Linked DNA regions of Homo sapiens: region 1 is linked to region 2. A link is a contact called in ENCODE Hi-C or POLR2A ChIA-PET data. All regions are on one chromosome and are shown on one strand. Each heading gives the region's core, a stretch centred on a gene start or an enhancer-like site at or near the end of the contact. The rest is flanking DNA. Distances are from core to core; before and after follow the strand shown. Region 1 holds the start of VKORC1L1 (vitamin K epoxide reductase complex subunit 1L1). Region 2 holds the start of KCTD7 (potassium channel tetramerization domain containing 7).

What was found. Hi-C counts contacts between places; a loop is a spot of excess contacts on that map. ChIA-PET counts read pairs that join two places held with the same protein, here RNA polymerase II (POLR2A). Pooled maps may share reads with other maps.
Region 1: a loop to region 2 is called in a pooled map, with 22 times the contacts of the local background. The contact joins the promoter of VKORC1L1 here to the promoter of KCTD7 in region 2. A Hi-C loop is called at or near these places in 2 of 37 single-sample maps with no recorded cell type and 14 of 50 pooled maps. POLR2A ChIA-PET finds 5 or more read pairs at or near these places in 1 of 52 experiments (HEK293).

What each region holds. Positions count from the first base shown.
Region 1 is chr7:65,871,596-65,874,797 of GRCh38, forward strand. It overlaps VKORC1L1 (vitamin K epoxide reductase complex subunit 1L1), which reads left to right and starts at 1,479. Exons shown (of 3, transcript NM_173517.6): 1 at 1,479-1,970. The coding sequence starts at 1,777. RefSeq lists silencers at 1,171-1,230, 1,251-1,750, 1,464-1,643, 2,191-2,260 and enhancers at 1,326-1,877, 2,429-2,980.
Region 2 is chr7:66,627,504-66,630,830 of GRCh38, forward strand. KCTD7 (potassium channel tetramerization domain containing 7) reads left to right here and starts at 1,378. Exons shown (of 4, transcript NM_153033.5): 1 at 1,378-1,705. The coding sequence starts at 1,562. RefSeq lists silencers at 1-158, 1,169-1,738.

The DNA.
Region 1 (3,202 bases), core at 229-2,728, 760 kb before region 2:
TTTTCTTTTTCTGTCTCTTCCTCTTTCTCCTCCCTCTCCCTGGGGTAAGCCTGCCGCTTCTTACCAAGAGGTGCAAGTGGACAGGAAATGATGTCTCCAGCCAACAGCCAGAGAGGACCTCAGGCCTGCCAGCAGCAGTGGAAGTGAGTTTGAAAGAGGATTCTGAAGCCTTGAGAGAGCTGCAGCCCTGGCTGACAGCTTGATTGTATCCTCATGAGAGCCTGAGCCAGAGGACACAGCTAACCTCACCCAGATTCCTAGCCCGTGGAAACTGTGAGGGAAAAAAAAGTTTATTGTTTATTAACTGCTAAATTTGGGGTGATTTTTACCCAACAATAGATAACGAATACAAGGATATTGCTTATTATTCAAAATCACTATATAAAGCCCCTGAAAAATTGAAAGCTGCAACCAGGGAAACACTGAAAATCTCCAAGAACCCTGTGTTTCTTCTTAAAGACAGTGAGAAAAAGCACATACATCTGTTTTCCTTTTAGTTTTGGCCACCAGGAAGCTCAGAGCCAAATTTATGATGCAATTTTAATAACTATGTAAGCCCCTATGGCCTGCTTATCTGTGTTCTTATTCCTGGCCTTTCATTTTATTCTGACTTTTCTTTTTCTTCGTCCTGATTGTATTAGCTCATCTTTATTTTTCTATATTATATGAGTTATGGTAAGCAACTTCAAATTCAGCTTACGGAAAAGCAAGGCATTCGTAAATCTCTCTTTTTTTTTTTGAGACTCTTACTCTATCGCCCAGGCTGGAGTGCAGTGGCACGATCTTGGCTCACTGCAACCTCCACCTCCCGGGTTCCGGCAATTCTCATGCCTCAGTCTCCCGAGTAGCTGGGATTACAGGCGCCCACCACGACACCGGGCTAATTTGTTTTTGTTTGTTTTTTGTATTTTTAGTAGAGACGCGGTTACGCCATGTAGGCCAGGCTGGTCTCGAACTCCTGACCTCAAGTGATCCACCTGCCTCGGCCTCCCAAAGTGTTGGGATTACGGGTGTAAGCCACTGTACCCGGTCCATAAATCATTTTTTAAAAATAGTTTTTAAATTTAAAACATAGTTTTGCACATTAAAAAAAAAGTTTTGCACAGGTCTAACCGAAGGTGGTGGTGGGAAGATCAGGTCATAGGTGTGGGTCTCTGGAGCTCCAAGCATTGGCCAGGGTTGATTTGGATTGGGTCAGAAATATACAACGAAAAAGGGAAAAAGGATGGCAATTGATTGCCATCCCCAGAGGGAGGGGCCGAGGGTTCGCCCAGTCACCCACAGTGGCATCCTTGCAATGTGCTAGTTAGACCGCTCCTTTAAGTCCCTCCCGCACTGGCCCGCTCGGCCCCGCCCCTCTCTGGCTCCGCCCCTCCCCACCCCTGCCCCGCCCATCCCCACCCCTGCCCCACCCCTTTCTCCCCCGGGCTCCACCCCTCGCGCGCGACCGGCCGCGCGGCGCAGCGCCACGCCGCCTCAGTCTCCGCCCGCCGATCCGGCCTCTTCGGCCGTTGCGCACTCCACCCCCTCCCTCCGCGCCCGCGCGCGCCTTCCCCGCCCCGTCCGCCTCACTCCTTTTGGGGCGGTTGGGCCGCGCGCCTGTGGGGGCGGGGCCCGGAGCAGGCCACCGAGCCAATGGGGCGCGGCGGCGGCGGCGGCGGTGGTGGCGGCGGCGGCGGAGGCGGCGGTGGCGGCGGTGGCGGCTGGGTCGGGCCCCGACGGGCGGCGGCGGCTGAGGTGGAGGCGGAGGGAGGCGGCGGCGGCGGCGGCGGGAAGATGGCGGCTCCCGTCCTGCTAAGAGTGTCGGTGCCGCGGTGGGAGCGGGTGGCCCGGTATGCAGTGTGCGCTGCCGGAATCCTGCTCTCCATCTACGCCTACCACGTGGAGCGGGAGAAGGAGCGGGACCCCGAGCACCGGGCCCTCTGCGACCTGGGGCCCTGGGTGAAGTGCTCCGCCGCCCTTGCCTCCAGGTAGCCGGCTTGGGGGAGTGGGCCAGGAGCGGCCGAGCGGGGCGAGGGTGGAGTCTCGGGGTGGGGAGCGCGCGGCGGGAGCTCAGGCCTGGGGGCGGCGGGGACCGGGCCGCTGGGGAACTGACGGGGTCGGGTCGGGGCCAGGCGGGGGGCGGCGGCGGGGCGCTCCTGCCCGGGGGGCGGCCTGAGCCCAGGCCGCGGGGCGGAGGTGGCGGGGCCGCGAGGCAGCCGGGGAGGGATGAGGTGGCAGAGTGCAGCCGGGAGGCCGGGGCGGACGCGGAGCGGTCGGGCGGGCTGGGGCCCGGCTGTGCAGGAGCGCGAGGGGGCTGCGGAGGGTGGGTCCAGGCTGGCTTGACAGGTTTCCTGGTTCTCGGGAGGCGGGCCGGGGGTGTGGGACCTTGTCCACCGCACCCTTGAGACCAGCGGCAACCTCTTGTCCCCCCGATCGCTGCAGCCGAGGCTTTGGGGCCGGCGCGGAGACAGGGGGGTTGCCTTTCCCACTGTCTTCCTGGTGCTAGGACAGGTGTTTCCGTGGTCAGGCCTCTTTGTACTCCAGCGCTAGTGAGAATTTGCAGACTTAACTGGGACGGTGACATTTGCTGGCAAACACGAATTTGACCCTACTGTGGAAGAAGATACCCGCACTTAACATATCTGATTTCTTGGATTCCCTCTCGTATGTTTCAGTGTGCCAGGAGAAGGAAATGGTCTGAGTTTGGGTCTAGTTTAAGCTTCATTGGAGTAAAGGACAAGTATGTTATGTATATGGTGGTGTTTTAGGCATTGGAATGACTTTTAAACGTTGTTGCCTATTAGCATATTCGAGACCAGCATATTGGTCAGGCTGGTCTCGAACTCCTGACCTCAGGTAATCCACCCACCTCTGCCTTCCAAAGTGCTGGGAATCAAGCATGAGCCACCGCGCCTGGCCTGCTTAAGTGCTTAAAATTGACTTTTCTTGGCCGGGCACAGTGGCTCACGCCTGTAATCCCAGCACTTTGGGAGGCCGAGGCGGGTGGATCATGAGGTCAGGAGTTCAAGACCAGCCTGGCCAACATGGTGAAACCCCGTCTCTACCAAAAATACAAAAATTAGCTGGGTGTGGTGGCATGTGCCTATAGTCCCAGCTACTCGGGAGGCTGAGGCAGGAGAATTGCTTGAACCTGGGAGGCAGAGGTTGCAGTGAGCCAAGACCACACCATTGCACCCCAGCCTGGGCAACAGAATGAGAC
Region 2 (3,327 bases), core at 128-2,627:
ACTGTGAGAATGAGATGAGGAACTGGGTGTGAAAACGGTTTGAAAAGGAGAAGCATGGTTGCACACGCCTGCGATCCCAGCACTTTGGGAGGCTGACGAGGGAGGACAGCTTGAGGCAAGGAGTTTGAGACCAGCCTGGGCAACATGACAAGACCCCATTTCTTAAAAAAAAAAAAAAAAAAAAATTTTTTTTTCTTTTTTGAGACGGAGTTTCGCTCTTGTTGCCCAGGTTGGAGTATAGTGGCCGTGATCTCGCCTCACTGCAATCTCCATCTCCTGGGTTCAAGCGATTCTCCTGCCTCAGCCTCCCTAGTAGCTGGGATTGCAGGTGTGCCACCATGCCTGGCTAATTTTGTATTTTTAGTAGAGATGAGGTTTCACCATGTTGGCCAGGCTGGTCTCAACTTCCTGACCTCAGGTGATCCACCCGCATCGCTTACCAAAGAGCCAGGATTACAGGCGTGAGCCACTGCGCCCGGCCAAAATTTTAAAAAATCAGCTGAGTGTGGTGGTGCGCGTCTGTGGTCCCAGCTACTCGGGAGGCTGGGGCGGGAGGATTGCTTGAGCCCAGGGGTTGCAATGAGCTATGATTGCGCCACTGCACTTCAGCCTGGGTAACAGAGTGAGACTTTGTCTTTTAAAGAAAGGAGAAAATGGCTTGAACGGGCTAAGAACCTTGACCCCCAGGAGACTCCCTGCGCTGATAGAGCCTCTAGGGCTGGACTCCGCCTCCCAGGGAGCCGGGAGCATCTTGGGGAAGGGCCTGTCTCCATCTGTGTGTCCCGGTGGAAAAACGGTCACGGTGGGGAGTCACTGTCATTATTCATTGAACTCAAGCGCTCCTATTTTGGGTTTTCTCGTTCGGATTTCTGCGCGAGCGAGTGAGGAAGAACTGGACACCCGGGCGGTGCCCTGCGGCTCGGGGCGGGGCCAGCCGCGGTGGCGTGTCCGCAGCCACCTCAGCCCTCCTCCCGCCACATCCTCCAGGAAAGGCTGCTCAGGCCTTCCATTGAGGAGACAAGGACCCGCTGCTCTGGGGCCAGACACACGAGTAAGTCGTGACCCCCTGTGTGAAGGGATAAGGCGTCTACCCTGACGCGGGTGAGAACCCTCTTCACGGCAGACTCCGACGCCCAGTTATGAGAGCGTAGCGGCGCACCACCGCCGGGTCTCTCGGAGAGGGCGCGCCCGCTGGCCAGAGGACCAATCAGTGCACGGCAGGCTCGCAGGCCGCCCCCCCCCCCCCCCCCCAACCCAGGGACCACTCAGGCGCCGGCCGCTGGCGCTGCCTGCTCTTCGACTGGGCGAGCTTCCTGCCAATCAGGGCGGAACCAGCGCGGCGTCGGCCAGTAGCGGGAGGCGGTCGGGTCAGGCCCCAGCTGGGCGCGAGCGGGTCGGCGTTGAGGGAGCCACCGCCCTCCCGCCTGCGCACTGCCTCTCGCCCCCCTCCGGCCAGCCCGCAGCCGGCCGCGTCATGCCAGGCGCTGCTCGGCGGTAGGGAGTGCCCGGGGCCGCCGCCTCCGCCCGCCCGAAGCCGCGCCCACTGCCCAGAGCCAGAGGGATGGTGGTAGTCACGGGGCGGGAGCCAGACAGCCGTCGTCAGGACGGTGCCATGTCCAGCTCTGACGCCGAAGACGACTTTCTGGAGCCGGCCACGCCGACGGCCACGCAGGCGGGGCACGCGCTGCCCCTGCTGCCACAGGAGGTACCCGGGCGGGCGGCGGGCCGCGGGGCGTGGGGAGGGGCGCGGGGGAGAAGCGGGCGCGGGGCATAGCGGTCCTCGGCGGGTGGGCGGGGCCGGGGTTGGGGGCGGGGCCCGCGGACTTGCGCCCCTCCCCCGCCCACCTGCAACTCCCCCGCCCACCTGCACCCCTACCCACCCACCTTCAACCCCTGTCAATTACACCCACTAGGTGTGCTTCCCCACCCCCTACACCCTCCGCCCAGTAGTCACTGGGGTGATTTACTCCCATCGCCATGTCCCACTTTTACCGAAGACAGGAGGGAGGGTGGGCCGTGGGAGGGGGACCCTGGAGCCCCGAGAGCTGATGGTGTGTCTGACCAGGCACCGTAGCTCGAGCCTGTAATCCCAACACATTGGGAGGGAGGATCGCTTGAGGGCAGGAGTTGGAGGCCAGCCTGGGCAACATAGCGAGGCCCCGTCCCTACTACGACTGGAAAAACAAAGGCATTTTGGGTTGGATGAATAAAAAAAAGAAAAGAAAAAGATGTCTTCTAGAGAATCCAACAGGATGCTGTAGTGGTTGCCCACACCTAGTCTCCAGCTACCTAAGGAACAAGGCAAGGAGCTGTCTGCACATAAGGGGCAGGCCAGTTCATAGATGTAGGCACGGTCACCTGGCATCCCATGGCTTTCACTCACAGGCTGCTGTGCTCTGGTGCACAGGGGCTTCCACGGGTCTTACTTAATGTGTGTGATACTATCATGTCAACACCTGAAATGACACTCAAGAGACGGGAGAAGATACCAGGCATGGTGGCTCACATCTGTAATCTCAGCAGTTTGGGATGCTGAGGTGGGAGGATTGCTTGATCCCAGCAGTTAGAGACTAGTCAGGGCAACAGTGAGACCCTGCCTCTACAAAAATGAAAATTAGCCAGGCTTGGTGGTGTGTGCCTGTAGTCCCAGGTGCTCAGGAAGGTGAGTTGGGAGGATTGCTTGAGCCCTGGAGGTTGAGGCTGCAGTGAGCTGTAATTGTGCCACTGTACTCCAGCCTGGGTGTGATAGAGTAAGACCGTACCTACAAACAAACAAAAACAAAAAAAGCAAGAGAAGGGAAACGATGCCAGGTGTGGTGGCTTACACTTGTAATCCCAGCACTTTGGGAGGTCAAGGCAGGAGGATGGTTTGAGGCCAGGAGTCTGGGACCAGCTTGGGCAACACAGACTCCATCTCTACAAATAAAAAATAAAGAGGAGGGAAGGTGAAGCATTACTGGACACCGAAGATGGCTTCTAGGAGGCAGGGACTAAGGTAGTGCCAGATCCAGGAGCATGTGGTATGCGGAGTCCCAGGACAATGGAGGCCCTCAACAATTGAGGCCCTCAACAGGCTGGGCTAGGTGATGCTCTTGGGAAGCAGATAGTGTTGTGCTGGGATTGCAAGCCCCATACACACAATGCCATGGGAAAATGAGCAAAAATCTAGAAGTAATCTCTGCAATTGGAAAAAAGTCATTAGTCACAGTGGTGCTATTTTTTTGTGCACTGTCATTGGGAAAATGATATGGTTTGAGGGAAAGAGCACAAGACCACAGATTGCAGACCAGGGCCCCACCACCAGTTCCCCCCACTGATGACATTGCC